2 separate regions of the Homo sapiens genome follow, and region 2 is linked to region 1. Evidence: chromatin loops called from intact Hi-C (ENCODE). Cell type or tissue: left ventricle myocardium inferior. All regions are shown on one strand.

Evidence for each region. Hi-C counts contacts between places; a loop is a spot of excess contacts. Peaks named below come from ENCODE experiments on the same cell type or tissue, not always from the same donor. Only the 100,000 strongest peaks of a DNase experiment are listed, where the experiment ranks them.
Region 2: a loop joins it to region 1, with 4 times the contacts of the local background. A loop is called at or near these places in 3 of 110 quality-filtered maps.

What each region holds. Positions count from the first base shown.
Region 1 is chr16:68,145,150-68,150,149 of GRCh38, reverse strand. All of the region lies in intron 3 of NFATC3 (nuclear factor of activated T cells 3), which reads right to left. Among named protein-coding and RNA genes, the nearest start is that of NFATC3, 62 kb to the right of the region's middle. In left ventricle myocardium inferior, no CTCF peak of the experiment used is centred here; no DNase peak of the experiment used is centred here; H3K27ac peaks cover 2,335 bases.
Region 2 is chr16:68,227,434-68,232,433 of GRCh38, reverse strand. NFATC3 (nuclear factor of activated T cells 3) reads right to left here. Exons shown (of 10, transcript NM_173165.3): 10 at 3,175-5,000. ESRP2 (epithelial splicing regulatory protein 2) reads left to right here. Exons shown (of 15, transcript NM_024939.3): 8 at 1-63; 9 at 146-188; 10 at 331-632; 11 at 740-952; 12 at 1,058-1,256; 13 at 1,407-1,593; 14 at 1,880-2,045; 15 at 2,119-3,401. The coding sequence ends at 2,208. Among named protein-coding and RNA genes, the nearest start is that of MIR6773, 3.6 kb to the left of the region's middle. RefSeq lists an enhancer at 4,948-4,997. In left ventricle myocardium inferior, CTCF peaks have their summits at 2,644 and 2,844 (motif pointing right); no DNase peak of the experiment used is centred here; H3K27ac peaks cover 1,339 bases.

The DNA of each region.
Region 1 (5,000 bases):
CCTCAGGATATAACCACCAAAGGTTTATAATAATGTTTTGCAACGGGCAAGATTCTTTATTATAATTCATACTGCAGAAACAATTCCAGATTCAAGGAAGATGACAAATCGTAATTCCAACTACCCTTCTCAAAGGATATAAGTAGAGCATATAAAGCAGGGAAAAACAGCTAATAAATAAATGGAAAAATGCTCAATCTTATTAAATATCAAATAAATAAGAAAACTACTTCTAACCTATCAAAAAAGCAAAGAACAGAGAAGTGGTAATAGTCTACACAGACAACTTTTCCCCTTTGTGGCTGTTTATATGATTTGCTCATTTTCTGTTTCTATTTTAGTATTATTAATTTTACAAGCCCTTTAGATATACTAAGCATATTAACCCTTTGTCTGCCTTACAAGTTATAAATATGGTTTTGTTTTCCATTTATCACCAATTCTGGATCAATTTCTGCTCCTCAGAAGGGAACCATTTGTAACCCTTTTCACTGTTTCTTTTGGAACTTACTTCCATATTTCTAAGGAACATGTTAATACTGCTATTTCCTAATGTTTTTCAAGGTTAGATATATTATCTTTTGAACTTTCAGTGTTTGCATTATAACTGGATACATGTTACTTGCAGCTCAGCCTTGTAGTGTATTTTAATTATATTTCCTTTTTCATACAACTTATTTGGTTACAGTTAATAATTGCCTTTTATATTAGGATTAAGTTTGGCTGCATAAACAAAAATCCAAAGTAACAGTAATTTAAACATGTTAAAAGTAAAGTTTATTTCTTAGAATCTACAGGTCTCTTCTACTGGACCAGTGAGTTTGCCTAAAACACATCCTGCAGTCTTCTGCCTAGGGAGCATAGTAAACCTATTGCAAGCATTGTGGGAACTAATAAAATGGTCAGAGGTCTCACTCTTCAGTATGCAGACTTCCATTATGCCTTCCCTTCCGCCCCCACCCCATTTTAAGAACAGATCATTAAGCCTAGCCTTTAGCTCTCCTAGAATCTAGAACCTCCACTTCATTCTCTCTATAGAATCACCAGATTCTCTCAGGGTAAGACAGGCATTATCACTAGGCTGTACCACACAGGAAAGAAACATCTGGGAAATTTAAGTCCTTTTTAAATTCAATTTAATTTTTTTTTCTTTTAAGATGGAGTCTCGCTGTGTTGCCCAGGCTGGAGTGCAGTGGTGCTGCAACCTCCACCTCCCAGGTTCAAGCAATTCTTCTGCCTCAGCCTCCTGAGTAGCTGGAACTACAGGCATGAGCCACCATGCCCGGCTAATTTTTTTGTATTTTTAGTAGAGACAGGGTTTCACCATGTTGGCCAGGTGGTCCCAAACTCCTGTCCTCAAATGATCCACCCGCCTCAACCTCCTAAGGTGCTAGGATTACAGGTGTGAACCACCGTGCCCGGTCTTAACTCCTTCTTTTATAGACTTTTTATCCAATCTTCTTGTTTTCAGTCTCACCTCACATCCCACTTTCAGAGATATCCAGTACGTCAAATTCCTGAACCTTTCCAGAGTTCTCAGATGCAAAATGACTTGTGCTGCTTGCTTATTGGTTCTTTCTCACCTGCCAGCAGGCTTAAGCTACAGCTGTCTTATGTTTAGTGAAAGTAAACCTGTTCAATTTATTACATTTATGTTTCCATTTTCTGTAAATATTTTAATTTTTATGTAGTCAAGAAATCTATCAGTATTCTCATTTGTAATTTTTTTACACATTTTAGTGTAAAATTAATAAATTTCAAAGCTTTAATTATGGAAACTATTCCATAAAACTATAAAATGTCAATATCATCACAATAACAAAAATAAAGCCTAGGTCAGGCACGGTGGCTCACACCTGTAATCCCAGCACTTTGGGAGGCCTAGGCAGGTGGATCACCCGAGGTCGGGAGTTCGAGACCAGCCTGACCAACATGGAGAAACCCCATCTCTACTAAAAATACAAAATTAGCCGGGCATGGTGGCGAATGCCTCTAATCCCAGCTACTCAGGAAGACTGAGGCAGGAGAATCGCTTGAACCCAGGAGGCGGAGGTTGCAGTGAGCCGAGATCGCGCCATTGCACTCCAGCCTGGAGTGCAAAACAAGAGCAAAACTCCATCTCTAAATAAATAAATAAATAAATCCTAAATAAATCAATAGCTAAAAGGAAACTGGAAAAGTTTGGGCATATATTTTATGTGTATCTGTGCAAAAACAAATTTCAGCCATTACTCTTTTGGTTTATCTGGCGGCAGATGGGGTAAGTAATAATGCCACGTGAGATTCATCCAGATTTATACCCAGAGGTAAAAAAAAATGAAGGTAGAGAGTGGTTATAGTTCACTGCATCCAAAAACTCCTGTGGACTATATGTCTTTTTTTTTTTTTTTTTTTCAGTTCACAGATAATCTGAAGCTAACAATGATTAGGCAACTTCCTCACATTCATCTATTCAGTGATTAGTCATTCCTTTTTGGTATACCTGTTGCTCTTTCATGTTTAATCATAAATTTAACAAATTATTCTACATGACCAACTGTTCATCAAGTGGAGAAATAAACAGCAACAACTTTACCACTTGCCTGTGAGCACTGTGAAGAGGACAGTATCCATCTTGTTATCTCCAGAGCCTAGCAGAGCGCCTAGCACATTACAGGCATTCAATCATTGTTGAAAGAATAAATTTTAGAATAACAGAGTACAATTTGGTGAAGCAAAATAACTCATGAAGTTAGTCAATACATTATTTCTAAAAGAACTGTAGGCAATTTGCTCTTATATAGAAAAAGAAAAAACCAACAAAAAAATTATAGGCATTAAAGTAGCTCGTCAAAATGAGGTAGTTAAATCTAAAATAGAGAATATAAATAAAAAAGTTTGCTATTACCTATTAAGTTATCCAGATATCAAATAACATACTGGCAAGTACTCTATACCAAAGAATCCTAGTCATATTAGATGGCTGACATGTATAAGAGCTTCACAAAGTCATAAGCCACTTGCTTTTTATACTTTGATAAAATAAACTGATGTTGGGGGAAGGTAATCACTCATATAAGATTTCAAAGGGAATATATTTCATAACACATATTTTGACCAACATCTGTTCCAGATGTATAATACCATAAGAAAAATAGGGCTATGCCTTTCTATCTGAGAGACTTTTAAAGGAAGATCAAATAAACTAATTAGACTATTATCCCATCTGATTTCCAGAGAAGCATTTATGTTGTAGGCAATAAATAAATTACTACTACTGTTAACACTAGTCTCTAAAAACTTTCACCAGTATCAGTAATCTCTTCAGTCCACCCTCTGCTTCGCAGAAGAAAGTAAGCCAAGTTGTTTGTTATGTTTCTGTATCGTTTCCATAGCAAAGGTCTGTGCCTGCTTAATTTAACTAAAGCTGGAGGGTTAAAGCCTGAAGGTCACTACAGGACAGACTACAGCAACTTCAATAAGAGCAGTTCCATTATCAGTTCTGCTGATTAGTTGGGGGAATGGGCTCTAAATATATTAGACCCATGACAACACATTGTAGAAATACTAAAAATACAAAATTAAATTTCTATAATATAAATTGCTTAAAATGAAAGTATGCATAAAAATGAAAAAATAATACAAACTTCATTTTTCAAATTTCAGTAACTTTTGGGATAAGATTCAAAATATGTATACCTTAATAAAACTTACCACTGTATAATATATAAGCTTTTTAAAAAAAATCCTTTTTTTTTTTCTTTTGGGAGACAAGGTCTTGCTATGTTGCCCAGGCTGGCCTTAAACTCCTGGGCTCAAGCAGTGATCCTCTTGCCTCAGTCTCCCAAGTAACTGGGATTACAGAATCACATCACTACACCTGGCTAAAACTTTTATTCTTCTTAAATAATTAGACTCATAGGAAGTTGCAAAAATAGTATGTATATGTACTACAGGTTGAATATCCCTAATCTGAAAATCCAGAATGCTCCAAAATCTGAAACTTTCTGAGCACTGATATGACACCCAAAGTAAATGCTCACTGGAACATTTTGGAATTCAAATTTTTGAATCAGGGATGCTCAACCAGTATGTATTCTGGAAATATTCCAAAATTTGAAAAAATCCAAAATCTAAGACACTTCTGACTTCTGATCCCAAGCAGACAAGGGATACTATAGCCCCATGTACCCTGCACCTAGTTTCCCCCAACTATAATACAGTACATATACCCACAATATTGAACTGTAGTTAGCACAGTATCAAAACCAGGACATTGACACTGATACAATACTGCTAACTAGACTACAGGTCTTATTCAGTTGTCATTGTTCTACATGCATTCATTTGTATGTGTGTATATAGTTTTATGCAATTTTATCCCATATATAGATTCAAATAACTACTACCCCAGTCAAGATATGAAGAAATTCTCTTGGGCCACCCCTTCATATTTGCACCCCTCAACCTGACCCTGTTTCCTGGCACCAATCTATTGTCCATCTCTACAGTTCTGTCATTTTGAAAATATTACATAAATAGAATCATATAGTATATTGACTTTTTTCCACTCAGCATAAGTCTATGGAGAACTGTCCAAGTTGTTGCATGTATCAACAGTTTATTCTTTTATATTGCTGAGTGGTAGTACATTGTATGGATACACCAGAGTTTATTCGTGTATTTGGTTTGTTTATAACCTTGGGCTATTAAAAATAAAGTGCAGCAGGGCGTGGAGGCTCATGCCTGTAATCCTAGCACTTTGGAAGGCTGAAGTGGATGAATCGCTTGAGCTCAGGAGTTCAAAACCAGCCTGCCTGGACAAGATGGTGAAACCCCATCTCTACAAAAAACATAAAAATAGCTGGGCATGGTGGCGCACACCTGTAGTCCCATATACTAGGAAGACTGAGATTGGAGGACGGCTTGGGCCTGTGAGTCTGAGGTTGCAGTGAGCTGAGATCGCATCACTGCACTCCAGCCTGGGTGATGTGCAATCTGCAGAGCCAGACCCTATCACA
Region 2 (5,000 bases), 82 kb before region 1:
AGCGAGCAGCGGGACCTAGCGCTGCAGAGACACAAGCACCACATGGGCGTCCGCTATATTGAGGTGGGGCTTTGGGCTGGGAGCGGAGCAGGGCCAATCTGAGTCAGGCCTGAGACCCATGGGCTGCTGCTCTCTGTACCCACAGGTGTATAAAGCGACAGGGGAGGAGTTTGTAAAGATTGCAGGGGGTGAGTATACTGCAAACAGGGCCTGGCTCCCCTGGTTCTTGATCCATTTCACTTCCCCACCACCCCTTGCCTGCCTGCTCCCCTGCATGGGTGAGTGTCTGGAGGAGCATGAGTGAAGTCAGCAGGCGACTCTCATACACAGGCACATCACTAGAGGTGGCTCGTTTCTTGTCACGGGAAGACCAAGTGATCCTGCGGCTGCGGGGACTGCCCTTCTCGGCTGGGCCAACGGACGTGCTTGGCTTCCTGGGGCCAGAGTGCCCAGTGACTGGGGGTACCGAGGGGCTGCTCTTTGTGCGCCATCCTGATGGCCGGCCGACTGGTGATGCCTTCGCCCTCTTTGCTTGTGAGGAGCTGGCACAGGCTGCACTGCGCAGGCACAAGGGCATGCTGGGTAAGCGATACATTGAACTCTTCCGGAGCACTGCAGCCGAAGTGCAGCAGGTGAGCGCCCAGGGCTCCCCACCCCCAGATGTACTGTTACTCCAGGGCGGCCCTCTGTGTCCCTGCCCTACTTGGCATGACCAGCCTGTTGCTGCCTTCCTTACTAGGTCTTGAACCGCTATGCATCCGGCCCACTCCTTCCTACACTGACTGCCCCACTGCTGCCCATCCCCTTCCCACTGGCACCTGGGACTGGGAGGGACTGTGTACGCCTCCGAGGCCTGCCCTACACGGCCACCATTGAAGACATCCTGAGCTTTCTGGGGGAGGCAGCAGCTGACATTCGGCCCCACGGTGTACACATGGTGCTCAACCAGCAGGTGAAGCCACTGCTTGGTAGGGGGAACACATAAATAGGAAGGGGTGTGTGTTAGGGGTAAGGCACTCTTACACATGACAAACTGCTCACAAGATGGTGTGCACAGGGCCGGCCATCGGGCGATGCCTTCATTCAGATGACATCAGCAGAGCGAGCCCTAGCTGCTGCTCAGCGTTGCCATAAGAAGGTGATGAAGGAGCGCTACGTGGAGGTGGTCCCCTGTTCCACAGAGGAGATGAGCCGAGTGCTGATGGGGGGCACCTTGGGCCGCAGTGGCATGTCCCCTCCACCCTGCAAGCTGCCCTGTGAGTGCCCTAGGGGCTAGGGGAGGAGGAGGCCTGTGGTAGCCAGGCTGTTGTAAGCCCCTACCTTCTATAGCGGGGACTCCTTTCTGGCTACCCCACCCAGGGCAGTGCTGGGCTCCGTGCACATGCACTTTCTACTTCCGTCTCTAGGCCTCTCACCACCTACCTACACCACCTTCCAAGCCACCCCAACGCTCATTCCCACGGAGACGGCAGCTCTATACCCCTCTTCAGCACTGCTCCCAGCTGCCAGGGTGCCTGCTGCCCCCACCCCTGTTGCCTACTATCCAGGGCCAGCCACTCAACTCTACCTGAACTACACAGCCTACTACCCAAGGTACCCTGCAGCTAAGAGAATATCACAGTCCCACTCCCTGTCCCAATCTGGGGAAAGGTCACGATCCCCTTTCTGGACCAGATAACTCCTCCCTTGAGATGACAAGGGAGTAAGGTGGCAGCTGGCTAATGCCATCTACAAAACAGATCGAAAATGACTCTGTAGAGGCTGGGGCTTCAGGGAGGAACTGAATTAAGCACAAGGCAGAAACAAGGGAGGAGGGAAACAGGTCTCGGTCTAGGCCACAGGTGGCATGCATGACTAAACCTTGTCTCTCCCACCCTAGCCCCCCAGTCTCCCCCACCACTGTGGGCTACCTCACTACACCCACTGCTGCCCTGGCCTCTGCTCCCACCTCAGTGTTGTCCCAGTCAGGAGCCTTGGTCCGCATGCAGGGTGTCCCATACACGGCTGGTATGAAGGATCTGCTCAGCGTCTTCCAGGCCTACCAGGTGAGATTGTGTGGCCGGAGGGCCTGGCGGGTCTGGCTGAGCTCTCTGCCCTAAATCTGTGTCCCTTCTGTAGCTACCCGCTGATGACTACACCAGTCTGATGCCTGTTGGTGACCCACCTCGCACTGTGTTACAAGCCCCCAAGGAATGGGTGTGTTTGTAGGAGAGAAAGCCAGGAGGTAAGAGCCAGCTGATATCCTCGGCGAACATGTCTCTCCTGAGTCCAGAAGACCAGCACCCTCAACCTGGTAGCTTCTTTCTGGCTTGTCAAAGCTCTCAGAAGGTACCTAGAGGAGCCCAAGCCCCAGCTCCATCCTCCACTTATTCTGCCTGTTTCCCCCAAAGACAATGGCTGGACCCTGCATGCAGGGCTGGGGGTGGAATGGGGCTAACCAGCTCCTGATGGCCTGAGCCAGGCATCTTGACTGGCACCTGGAGAGCCCTTAAGTCTGTCCTGGCTGTGGCCCATGCCGACAGATATCGTGGGGCTGACAGGTCCACGGCAGGCTTGCTTTCTTTTATAAAATGGAAGCTCTGGTACCTTCAATGTATGACTCCTGGGAGAATCAAGGGTCCATCTGAGCCTCTGAGTAAAGATCCCAATGTTCTACCTCTCCCTGTCCCTCTTGTAGGGGATAGGGAGGCAGAGAGAGCCAGCCCCTACCCTCAGAGTATCTGGACCTCAGAGACCATGTTGTGCCAGGGGTGGTCCCACCTAAAGATGCTAGCCCCTCTCCAGGTGGGCATAAGGAGTAACAGATGGCAAAACCACAAACTATTTTGATGGACTGTGCTGCAGTATCACCAGAAGACATTAGGGGGCAGTAGGCCCCCACACAAAACCTTCAGGCTTGAATTTTAAAGGGGAGGACTTTCTGCCAACTTTTCTTGTATGCCTTGGGAAAGCCAGTTGCCCTGAACCCAGCAGACACCATGGAATGTCCTTTGCACGCATTAAATGGTACAGAACTGAAGCCTCGGAAGCAATTTGGAACTCGATCTTCTCTTCCTTAAATGAAAAGTTATTGACCAAATGGACTTTTTAAAAGACACAGGACCCTTAACTTTGCCCCAAAGTGAGGGGCTCCACACCAACCCCAGGCGGAGGAACACTCAGACAGATTAAGGATACTGTTGACCTGTCACTGTTTATTATTTCAGCACTAAAACTGAGGAGCCTCAACTGCTGGCTCTTCTTCCCTTTGTATTTGTGTAAGGAGCACTGCACTCCCATAAAAGGTTTTAAAATACAAAATGTACAAGAACACACAATTCCAAGTGCTGTAAACATAACTGAGAACCAGTTCCTTTACTAAACATCCATTTTATAAAACACAAGGTTTCAATTTGAGCCCATCTGAGCCTTAAAGATCCATTCTGAATACCAAAAACAGGGCTTCACAGCCAGGCCCAGAAGAGGTCTGGTGATAATGGCTGGCCCTGGGTGGGGATAGTTTACACCCGGGCAGCAGCACCACACATGAACCCAAAGACATGTTCTTTTTAAAGCTGTTTTCAGCCATGTTTCTCTGTGCATCTCCAGTAAGCAGAAGGCTACCCATTCCATTCCTCAACCCAAGAGCTAGCACAGTTAGAGTAGGAGGGGGTGCGTACTAGCACGTGCCCAGTTGCTCAGTGCTGCTAGTAGAAATTGATTTGCATAGTCCAATGGATGTGTGCTTTAACACCACTATGTTGCACAAAAATTTAAGTCTTTATCTACAAAGCCAAAAAATATTGACTCTTAACACCAAAGCTTTTACAAAGCTGATATAAAACTGCTTACATAGTATACAAAGCTCTATTTTAAAATTTAATGTTTATTTTAAATAGGAAAGCATTTCTAGTGCTACAGGCATCAAGGTATTTAGAAGGCATCAAAATTTGGTGCATAGCAACTCTGGATCATAGAGGCTTTTAATTCTTGAGGGCACAAAGGGTATTGCAAGGGGAACTCTTGCAATAACCTCATGTGAGGCAGCTACACCAGGGGCAAAAGGGTAGGGGCAAGTCTGGCCATTTCTCTGGAATGTCAACCGAGAGGCCAACTTCTTGCCCCTCCAAAGGAAGCTGTGGGCGTCCAACCACAGGCCCAGAAGCAAATCTCACTATCCACATTCTGTGACACAACTCACTTTTCAAGAAAATTTGAAAACACCCAGCTCCAAGAGGGGCCACAGTGATCTGCTGAAGAATAGACCTTTTTCTCTAACTAACTTTAGGGGAGAAATCTAAAATATATTTTGTTTTTTTTAAAGACCATACTTCCTCATCCTGAGTCAACAGCTCCTAACCTACTGACAACAGGTGGTGGGCAATAGGCCAGCTCCCTTTCCCAGACCTGAACTGGCCTTAGTAGAGAGAGTCCTGGCATCAAGGGCCTGCAGTCTCCTGGAATAACAGCATCAGGCCTTCAACCAGCACACTGTCTCACATATAGGCACTCAAAAAATCTGCTTCCTGAATCAATGGAAGTATATTATTTCATTTGAAAGCATACTGCAAACTTCAGAGGCTCTGTAATGGGCCCAGGAACAGGTAAAAAAAATCCCATTAGGGAGAGGGGTAAGGGCAGGTTTTTTTTTTTTTTAAAGTACCCAACTCGGGTACCTCCTTTGGTAGACAGCAGGCTGCAGTTTCTGCTGGGCCCTGCCTTGGACACCAGTCTCACCAGCAGCAGCACCAGGGTGTCTTTGGTGTGGAGGGTCAGGTTATCACTTCTGGATGTGCTCAGAGCCTTCTGGGGAAAAGGCTGGTTTTTAGATCATACAGACAGGACAGGGTAGGCCAGAATCATTTCAGGCTATAAATAGAATGGCAGATAAGCCTTCCATGCCAGTGTGACTCTTAAAACCTTCCCATCTGGAGTCCTGTATTTTCTCTGCCCATGCTGATGTACTGCTCATTTGTGCTTTAGCTCTGCACACAGCCTGGCCTCTAGCTAGAGTTAGAACT